2 separate regions of the Homo sapiens genome follow, and region 2 is linked to region 1. A link is a loop called in an ENCODE intact Hi-C map of the cell type or tissue named here. Cell type or tissue: heart right ventricle. All regions are shown on one strand. Each heading gives the region's core, and the rest is flanking DNA. Links, peaks and the distances in the headings are about the cores only.

What was found. Hi-C counts contacts between places; a loop is a spot of excess contacts. Peaks named below come from ENCODE experiments on the same cell type or tissue, not always from the same donor. Only the 100,000 strongest peaks of a DNase experiment are listed, where the experiment ranks them.
Region 2: a loop joins it to region 1, with 3 times the contacts of the local background. A loop is called at or near these places in 8 of 110 quality-filtered maps.

The regions. Positions count from the first base shown.
Region 1 is chr4:138,662,602-138,667,986 of GRCh38, reverse strand. No RefSeq gene overlaps it. Among named protein-coding and RNA genes, the nearest start is that of NOCT, 350 kb to the left of the region's middle. In heart right ventricle, for the core only: no CTCF peak of the experiment used is centred there; no DNase peak of the experiment used is centred there; H3K27ac peaks cover 745 bases.
Region 2 is chr4:138,192,905-138,198,289 of GRCh38, reverse strand. The region is part of intron 6 of SLC7A11 (solute carrier family 7 member 11); the gene reads left to right. Among named protein-coding and RNA genes, the nearest start is that of SLC7A11, 47 kb to the left of the region's middle. In heart right ventricle, for the core only: no CTCF peak of the experiment used is centred there; no DNase peak of the experiment used is centred there.

The DNA.
Region 1 (5,385 bases), core at 197-5,196:
AGTGAGGCCTCAGGAAGCTTACAATCATGGTGGGAGGTGAAGGGAGAGCAGGTGTCTCACATGGCGAGAACAGGAACAAGAGAGAGGAGGCAGGAGTCAGATCTCGTGTGAACTCACCAAGAGAGAAGTCATGCATCATCAACGGGATGGTGCTAAGTCATTCATGAGGGATCTGCCTCCATGACCCGAACACCTCCCACTGGGCCCCACCTCCAGCACTGGGGATTACATTTTAACATGCAATTTGGAGAGGACAAACGTCCAAACAATGTCAGGTAAAGGTGAGCTCTTGGCAGGCTTGCCTTACCAGACTGTGAGACATGCGCCTATCTGAGGCCTAGCGGTGAACATTTTATTTTATTTTATTTTATATTTATTTTTTTTTGTGACAGAGTCTCACTCTTGTTGCCCAGGCTGGAGCGCAATCGTGCAATATCGGCTCACTGCAACCTCCGCCTCCCGGGTTCAAGCTATTCTCCTGCCTCAGCCTCCCCACTAGCTAGGATTACAGGCATGCACCACCACGCCTGGCTAATTTTGTATTTTTAGTAGAGACGGGGTTTCTCCATGTTGGTCAGGCTGGCGTCGAACTCCCGACCTCAGGTAATCCACCCACCTTGGCCTCCCAAAGTGTTGGGATTACAGGCGTGAGCCACCGCGCCTGGCCCAACAGTGAACATTTTAGATGTAAACTGGGATCCTCTCATTATACATGTGAGATTGACTTGAAAATCACTGCTCTGATACCCTTAAAAGCTCAGACCTAAGTAGGGAGTGGGGTGAAGAACACTGGCAGGAGGGCAGCTGTCATCGGCTGAATCGTGTCCCCCCAAATTCACATGCTGAAGTCCCAACCCCCAGTAACGCGGAATGTGACTGTATTTCAAGACAGGGTCTTCAGTAAGGTAAGTCAGTTAAAATTAGGTTATTCTAGTGGGCTCTAATTCAATGTGTTCTCATAAGAAGTGGAAATTTGGACACACATGCAGAGAGGGAAGATGATGTGAAGACACATAGGGATCGGACGGCCGTCTAGAAGCCAAGGCGAGAGGCCTGCAACAGATTCTCCCTCACATCCCTCAGAAGGAACCAACCCGGCCAACACCTTGATCTCGGATTTCTAGCCTCTAGGACCGTGAGACAGTAAATTTCTTTTGTTTAAGCAACCCAGTCTGTGGTACTTTGTTTTGGTAGTCCTGAGAAAAAGATAAAGCGACATCTCAGGACGAGTCCACACCCTTGTGGCAAGGTAGGCCCTGAGAGGGTGACCCTGCTTGCAGGAATGGGAGCAGTCTGACCTGCACGTTATGTGTGGCGTCTGAAAAGTGTGTGGCTGCTGGAGAAGTGCCAGTGTCAGGGTGGGCGAGCAAGAGGCGACAGGTGGTGCTTCTGCAGGGAGGGGGAGTGTGGTGGCAGGGGGTCTGGCAAAAGGCAAGACACTCAGACTCAGGAAGGCATGCATCATTGTCAGGGAGTCTGCCAGACTGAAAGACTAGACAAACCACAGGGCTCTGGTTTTGAAGAAATGAGGATAAGGCTGTTTGTTGCGGTGGGGAGCAAGGTTGGAATGCAGTGGTTGTAACCTGGGGAGAAATGTAGGCACCTGGTCAAGGGAGGAAGGTCATGTTTAGTTACTAGAATACGATCATAAAGTGAGACTGGAACTACCAAGGTCAAATTCCATCCCAAACACTTGTATTTCTGACTTGTATGTCCCTAAATTACCCCTGACTAGGGATATATGGGGTTCTGGTGTCTAAAGCAAGCCTCAACCTACAAGACAGAATGTCAAATGGCTTCAGCAGTCAGTAGTAGTGGTCCAGGGAGACAGGTAGGTCATTACACTGACAATACAATTCTGCTGAATGAACAAGAGGGTACAGCTTCCACAGGAGCCATTTGCTTGGTACGCTTATTAATTTCCAATGTGCCATTCTGGGATCTTTCCCAGAAATGTCATCCATGACTCCTGGGAGGAATTTTTCCAAGCAGGTGTCACTGCTTTGCTGCGAATAGACGGAGCTTCTGAAAGCAACAGGAGTTACCTTTCATGTACCAGGTATCCCAGGCAGAAGCAAAAGTGCCCAGCATATGAGAGGTTGTAGAAAATTTAACTAGGGTTTCCGTTTAGTTTTGCTTATAAACGGAAGATGATTTAAGTGGTTGTTTCATTGTTTTGTGAAAGTAATCCGAGCTACTAGCAGGGGCCACAGAGTCAAATTTACTGGGCCTAATACTTTAGAACAGCACCTTTTGTACGTTTTGCTGCTATTGGATCTTTTGTTCCAGTGGATTTTTAAGGGGAACTCATGACATGAAAACAGATGGAAGAGAAGCAGCTTTAGCTGGAGTAGGGTGGGAGGTCCACATCCTACTCAGGTTCATCTGTCACCCAGAGAGATTTTTTGGTGTGGTTTAAACACCATATACAGCTTGTAGTTCACTCAAAAAGAGTAGCTCGTTCATCAACTGACCAAGCTGAAATATTCTGAATATTGAAAAATCTCAGAAATTTTTTAGATATTTGAAATGTGGGACTTATCTGAAAGGACAAAAAGAAAGTCAGGTAAGTGGCTGTCCCAGTTATTAAATGCTTTTAAATAAATGATTCCAAGACTTAATGGCTTGAAATAACAACACTCATTTGATTTGCTCATGAATTGCATTGGGTAGGGTTTTGGAGGTATGGCTTGTCTGCTCTCATGGTGTCAGGCTAGGGTGGTCCATCTGGGGCTGGAGGAGCCACTTCCAACAGGGCTGACACATATGATTGGCAAATTGTCGCTGGCTGTTAACTGGAGGTACAGTTGGGGCTGTTGGTTTTGACTCCTGATTCATTTCCACATAGGCTTCTCCTTGGGCTACTTGAGCATCCACAGTGTGGCAACTGGGTTCCAAGAATGAGTTTTCCAAGAGGCAGCAGTGGAAGCTGCCAGTGTTGTAAGATCTCGGCTTGGAAACTGGCACGGCGTTACTTCCACCTTACTTCATTGGTCAAGGGAGTTCCAGAGCCCACTCACATTCAAGAAAAGGGCACCGAGAGCCCACCTCTTCATGGGAGGACTGTCAAAATTTTGTGGCCATCTTTAAACCACCATAGGGATCACCTCTCTCTTTTTCCCGTTTTCATATCATCATCCTCTTCCTCCTCCTTCCCCAGAATTGCAAAAATATGAGGAATTATTGCTACGTACCAGTTACTCTGTTCAGCGTCTCAGCATCACACAAGAGAGAAGAGACAATCACATATTCACAAGAGAAGCTTCATTACCTCTACAATCTATCACTGAAGAAAAGTCATTATTTACGATCGCTTATATTTAACATGTTTCAATATTGCCTATTACATAAGCTAGACACTAGATGGAAAACCAGGATCATTGAGACCCAGGACTTAATCTGTTATGAGTTTATAGTCAACAGCTTTGACATAAGACAGAATGTGACTAATTTTATTGTAGATCTGTAAGCAATGTGTTAGGAGAGCACAAACAAGGGGGAGACAGAGTTTGTCTTGGGATAAGTGGGGAAAAATTCATGGGGGAGGCAGCAGTTGAAAAAGCCTCAGATGAGGGCTGAGAATGAAGAACAGTCTAAGAGAGAGGACTTGGAGAGCAGAAGCTCAGAGGTTGGAAAGTGCCAGTTTTGTTTAGGGAATGATGCTCCAGTGTTTTGTTAGGAATCTGCCATGCATGAAGGAGCACTGTGGATGGTAATGTTGGAAAGATGGGCTGAGACCTTGTCAAAAGGTCACACAATTACATTTTTAAAGCTGTGATTTGGAATACTTTCAGTTCCTCGTATTTTATTTGAGAATAAAAAATTTGTCCTGTGCTCACGATGATGTGAGGTTCCACAACGCCATCCACAGCTGCTGTGAAAGGAAAGGAAATCTTGCTTCACAGTGGAGGATGGCTGGAGGTGTGGGGGTGGTTCTTCCTGCTGTCTTTGTCTGGCCACAGTGTGGCTGCATGATTTTGGAGACATTTTGTTTCCTGCTGAAAACTGTGAGTGAGGATTTTTGCCTTTTCCGATGCTTTTTTCTTTTACAGTCTCAAAGCCTTGCCTGCTGGTGTGGAAAAGGTTTCCAAAATAGCTATTGCTCACTTTGGGTAAGATGCCTATGGTCAGCTGGAGGAAAACTGAGCAGGATACAGAACTGAGGGTGTGAATAGCCTGCTGCTGTTCCTGGATCTGCTGCCAATTGACAGCCACATCTTGGAGAAGAAAAAAGAGAAGCAGATATACATAATATGGGATGAGGATGAAATAGGAAACTATTTTTGAAATTAGGGGTCAGGATACTGGGGTATCATTTGCAGTTTAGGGGTTGAGGGTAAAGGAAGTGTTGGAGTGGTTATTCCAATTAGAATATAATGTCATATCAGAGGAGTTGCAATAAAGAATATAGGAAATCCCTTCAGAGGGAAATAAGAGTCTGAAATAGGTCATTAGTGGGTGACAGCAAGGCTTGCAAATGTTTTGAGAAAAAAGATGAAATACTTTGACAGCTATGAAGACATAGAAAACTTAAAAAAAGGAAACAACCCTTCAAAAACTTTATTTTGATATTCTTAAAGTCTGATAGAAAAATTGGAGAAGGTCTTTAGGCAAGAGGGTAGAATCATGGAAATAGGATAACTAATGCATTTTTCATCCTTTTTACTTTTTTAGCTTCTATACTTGTGGATGAACACAAATATAATTAAAATGAAAACAACATATTAAACCCTACTTTTTGGCATTTCAGATATGAAGACACAGGTCTCTACACTGCCAAGTGACTTTTCACTCACTGGGTTATGTGATCACAAGTGCCCATTCAAAAGGAACCTACATGAAGTCACTTTTTGAGGAGTGCAGTTTCCCAGGTCAATTGCAGGTTGACAGGGAATTTACTATGTGCATGTTGGTGTTTCCCCCTCCCCAAAGTCGTGGCCTATCTGGGGCTTGTATCAGAACTCTACATACAGTTCTCACCGCACTGTGTGGTTATCTGGTTTATTTTTGTTTTCTTTTCTACTCTATTTCTCTCTTGTTCTCCTCTCAACTCAAGATATAAGTTTCACAAGAGCAGGGACCTTGCCTGTGCTGTTCACTGCTGAATTCAAGTGCATAACAGCATAGTGGTGGGCTCACAGTACCCACTCCATAAAGAGTGGTTTAATGAATGAATGGCACTGCCCTCACTTAGAGCTGATCTTTCCATAACTTTTGAAAGAAGAGCTTTCCTCCTTACAATGTAACTGTCCAGAAATTGTCTCCATTTAGAAATGTACCAATAAGCAGAGAATGAAAAGGAAGAGAAGTGTGGTTATAGACAGCAGTAGCACCTCTAGCACTGAGAAGCAAAAGGCAGTTGGGTACCAAGGTGAGATGTATTGT
Region 2 (5,385 bases), core at 211-5,210, 470 kb after region 1:
GCTTACAAAACTTGTGGTTTTGTTTCTATAATTTGTAGTTAGATATAATAATCATTTTTTATTTCTGTATTGCTATTATGATCTGCAAATTTTTACATCCCTAGATCATTTTCATCTCACCCATATTTTCTGTTTGTTTGTTTTTTCTGGTTTCTTTTTTACAGCCCACTCTTTACCTTATCTGGAATGGATTTTTTTTTTAAACCTGATATAATATAGGCTCTTGACTTTCCCCCAATTTTCTCAATATCCCAGTATTAGCAAATAGTCATATTACTCCTTAGTTTATGATACTTACATTATATTATATTGATGATACTTTTTATTTATTATATTATATTTATGATACTTACAATATATTACATTGATACTTGTCATTATAATAATAAAATTAATGTATTTTTATGTTATATACTAAGTTGTATTTCAAGGCAATCTATTCCACTTGCCTTTTTATAGATATATCAACCAATTACTATATAATTTTATTAAAAGTTTGTAATACTCTTTTTTAATCTGAAGGGAAAAGTAGCCTCAATTATTATTATTTTTCTCTGAATAAGTCAACATTGAGTATAACTTGTATTTGCATAGAGGTCGTTTTTACTCTTAGCTGTTCAAGTGGATGAAGAGAATCTGTATAGTGCTTTTAAATTTAAAGCTCATGGTGTTTCAAATTATCTTGGTAGTGTTATCTCTCATAATTAAATCTGCTCTATATAAAGATATAGTCCATGTATATGGCTGAGTCTTTTATAGTCCAAAATTTATTTTTCTGTGTACTATGGTTTATTAACTTGACTTATTTTTCTTCTTTCAGATTTAAAAAATGTTAACTAATTAAAGTAACTTCCCAAGTACCTACCAATGACATTAATCTTCCTCTTTTTGTCTTTTGTTCTTTTTACCCCCAAATCCTATTAATACAGCAACTTTTTAATATGATTTTCTACTTTTCAGAATACTTCTTAACAACATAGCAAATGCCAAAATGTTAATGGAAGTATTAATGAAAACATGCAAAAAATATTTCTTTATGATTCTGATAATTATCGAAATTGCCTTAGATTAAACATGAATAAATTTAATTATTATATATGTATTCAAATAGTTGGATATATAATCCTGAGAAAGAATCCTTCACTACATATGTTATAAAAATGGTAATGAACACATTACCTAAGAAGTCTGCACTAGAAATAATAAGATACCTTTTCATTCTTGACATCTTTCTTCTTTTTGAACCAAGTATCTGTAGAAAAATATTTGAATCAAATTTTAATGAAATTCTTATTAGAGGTTTGCTACTTTTCTCACAAAATGGCAATATTGCCAGGCACGGTGGCTCACGCCTGTAATCCTAGCACTTTGGGAGGCCAAGGTGGGCGTATCACCAGAGGTCAAGAGCTTGAGACCAGCCTGGCCAACATGGTGAAACCCTGTCTCTACTAAAAATACAAAAATAAGCTGAGTGTGGTGGCAGTTGCCTGTAATCCCAGCTACTCGGGAGGCTGAAGCAGAAGAATTGCCTGAACCCAGGAGGTGAAGGTTGCAGTGAGCCGAGATTGTGCCATTGCACTCCCGCCCGGGTGACAAGAGTGAGGCTCTGTCTAAAAAATAATAATAAAATAAAATAATAAAAATTAAATTAAATTAAATTAAAAAAAGGCAACATCAATGTAAGCCTATTTCATAACAAGTCTTTTTTTCCCCATGGTGCTTCATCCTCACTTGGTATATTCTAAATATGCATACACAAAACACAATTGTGTTGCTCTTTCAACTTCAGTCGTCACGGAGGGAGCTCAGTATTTTGACAAGGAATGTGAACTGGCTGTTGTATATTTAGAAGTGAGTCTTCCTTGTGCTCCTTTCCCTTCCAAGTGTTGACATTATTTCAGTCTGTTGCTATTTTTCATTGGCTGGTTTCTCTAGATTAGTGAGGCCTGATCCTTTCCATGGCACTCACACCCTGTTTGTACCCAACTCCCCACTGGTGGCTGCTGGCTGATCACACCATGCTGTTTTCGTGTTTTATGGAGAAGTGTTCAGGTGTGGCTGCTGTGTTTGATATTAAATCTGAGATGAACTTCAGGAGATTTCCTGCTTTTTATTACAAATAATTTTGGCTAGGGGCAGTGTTATCCTGTTCATAAATCAGGTGTTCTCAGAGATTTAATAATTTAGAATTCACATGAGGATTTGGTGGAATAAACATTTCCTTTCTCTGTTAAGCTGCCTCTTAACTTTCTATCTTCCCCTTTCTCTTCACTGCTTCCATTTTTTTAAGCCTTCTTTAAGTCTTTGCCAAAAATAAAAATAATAAAAAATAAATAAAACAACAACAAAAGAGGCCAAAGAAGCCAGAAACCCTTTCTGCATGTGGTTACAAGACACATAAAAAGCAGAGTTATGCTTGAGGATAACAAACCGTCCTGACAACCCTTCTCAAAAATGTTTGCACTAGAGATTTAGAGGAAACACTTCAAGGGCCCTTAATAATGCTCATTGAATAGTCTTAATATTTTTATGGAATTGGTGAGTATGAATACATAAATAAAGATGTTTGAAGAGACTATAAGGAGTCAGAAGATGTTTTAGTTTATCTTCATATTAAAAACAGTAGGTAATGGAGAGACCCAGGGTGGGAGACCTACTTAGAAGAAGGAGGTAAGGTTTCCCTGAGGAGGGAGACTTTGATCTGAGAAAAATGGGGGCAACCATGTGAAGATCTAGGGGGAGCAGCATGCCAGGGAGAGGGTCCTCCATGTCTTGTTCTGTTTGAATTTTAGATTCCGTGAGAGGATGAATTTTTGTGTGTAGCTGATGTCTTTATCCCTTTGCTTATTATAATGTCTAGCATATAGAAGATATTTAACAAACATTGATTAAATGAATGAACTTGATATAAAGAATGTTAATAAATGCAATGGGAAATATCCTCCTGAAATTCAGATGGTTTTAAAAACATTTCTTGCAATAAGGTTTTGATAAAAGCTAAGGTTGTAAGATACAGTGACTTATGAAGACATTACGTGAAATAATACAGTCAATGTATGTGACCGTCCAGAGGTCTGACCTGATCCCACAGACAGCCTTTTTAGAATGCAGAAGAGTGAACAGATCACTTATCCTTTAAATGATCTTCTGTAATGATCATTATTTTTCAGCCAGGCTGACACTTTGAAGTTATAATGATGGAAGGTACTTTGATGTGCTGTACTGCTGCTTGAGGACAGAATCACATCTTCAGAAGACAGGAGAAGAGATTGTAAAGTTGGCATCCTATTCTCTCCTGTGAATGACAGAGCAAAATAAATGCAGAAACTTCCTTAGGATGCTCTGTTACATGAGCAAGTGGGCTTAACTGAGTTTTCAAAGAATTCTATTAAACAATCTTTAGGGATTAGCTTTATGTGCTAAAATTATTAAATAATGAACTTTCAAGAAAACGAACTTTAGATTTCATTAATTCAACACCCTTGTCAACTCATGGGGAAGTGTAAGTCCAGAGAGATTTGGTAATCTGTGTTTCTGCTAGTGATGGGGACATGACTAGACCCAGACTTTTCCATAATTCTGTGAAATCAAGTGAATACAAATATCAGAGACAGAACTCCAGAGAAAAGATGTCACCAAAAGACAATTTACATTTGGGATGGTATATATAGACATTTTTCTTGGTTGTGGGAATTTAGAGTATAAAGCTGAGGGAAATGATGGAAGCAAAGAGAAATTAAGAGATGGACAATTGTATGAACCACTTTTGTTTCCCTTGGGCAGAGAGTCCCTGAGCCATTAGATAGTGGCACTTGACTTGAGAAAAATGTTCCTAAAGAGAGGGACATGAATCTTTGTAGTCTAAGAAAAGGCATTAGTAAATACAAAATGAATGCACAAAAGCTTATTTTTCAAAAGTTTTAACTTTTGAGCTGAAAGATAAAAGATCACAACATTTCCATTTCTGCGGGGAATATGAATCTTTATAAATGGACAGCCTGAGGAGAGGAGAGGGAGGGCTTACAGGAGGTTCTGCCATTCTGAGAGCCTTTGTGACCTTTTCAGGAAACTGTCAACTGTTCCAACCAGGAGTCTTCATCACCACTTTCTTGACAGTGACATATTATCTCTCTGAACTGGCAGGGTGCTTAGCCCATCAACTCTGTTTTTTTCTCTTTCCCACCTTTCCCTCTGCTCCATTCAGCTGCTATGTCATGTCCTCTGTGGCCTTGGCATGTGGATTTACCACTTTAACTAAAGCCAGGCCATTTCTATTGGCTTCCCTATCAATTTTATACTTTTCCTACTAACATTAGCTTCATTTGCTAAAATTATTTTTCCCTTAATTACTCTAAGAGTATGAATAGAGATTTATTGCAGTGAAAAATTATTTTCAATTTTAGGGTCAAATATGTGCATACATACCTATATAATCATTCATATTTAGGCATTTTATAAAGCCAACTCATCTATATTTTATTTATTTATTTAAGATGAAGTCTCACTCTTGTTGCCCAGGCTGGAGTGCAGTGGCACAGTCTTGGCTCACTGCAACCTCCGCCTCCCGGGTTCAAGCGATTCTCCTGCCTCAGTTTCCCAAGTAGCTGGGATTACAGGTGCCTGCCACCATGCCTGGCTAATTTTTCTATTTTTAGTAGAGATGGGGTTTCACCATATTGGCCAACCTGGTCTCAAACTCCTGACCTCAGGTCCACCCGCCTCAGCCTCCCAAAGTGCTAGGATTACAGGTGTGAGCCACTGCACCAGGCCCAATTCCTATATATTTTAAACTATAGGAAGCCAGCATTGGGTCCACAAAGTGATGTAAAGACATGACTTTGAGCATCTAGAACAGTGATTTTAAAACCTACCTCAACTACTGGAACACATCTTTCTTTGATAGAATGTCAATACATAAAACTAGTAAGAGAGGACTCATCTGGTTGAAATGAGTGAGAACAGGATAGTCTATAATCCCATTGCTTATCTTATATTCTAATTCCCAGAGCACCCTACTTGAAAGCCAGTTGTTTAGTTGATCACTAGATATCAAAGTGAAATGATCAATATTAGTTGCACTTGCCTTTTTTGGTCAGAAATGTTGGAGGCAATTTTGGGTGGTAGAAGCAGTAGTTCGTTTGGTGGGATTGAATGTCTCCATGTTTACTTGTTTCATTTCTTATTATGCAGCAGAAATGTGATGGGGCCTGGTTGTGTGTGTATAGTATAAGTGTTGTCAGTTCCTTCTAAGACATGCGTTTACTGTCTAAGGGAATTTTGAACCTCATTCCCATTTACCATGCCAAAACATATATATCTATTTTATGTTGCCTTGTTTTTAGCATAAGAGTATATTTACTTAACGTTGCTTGTCTTATTATGAGT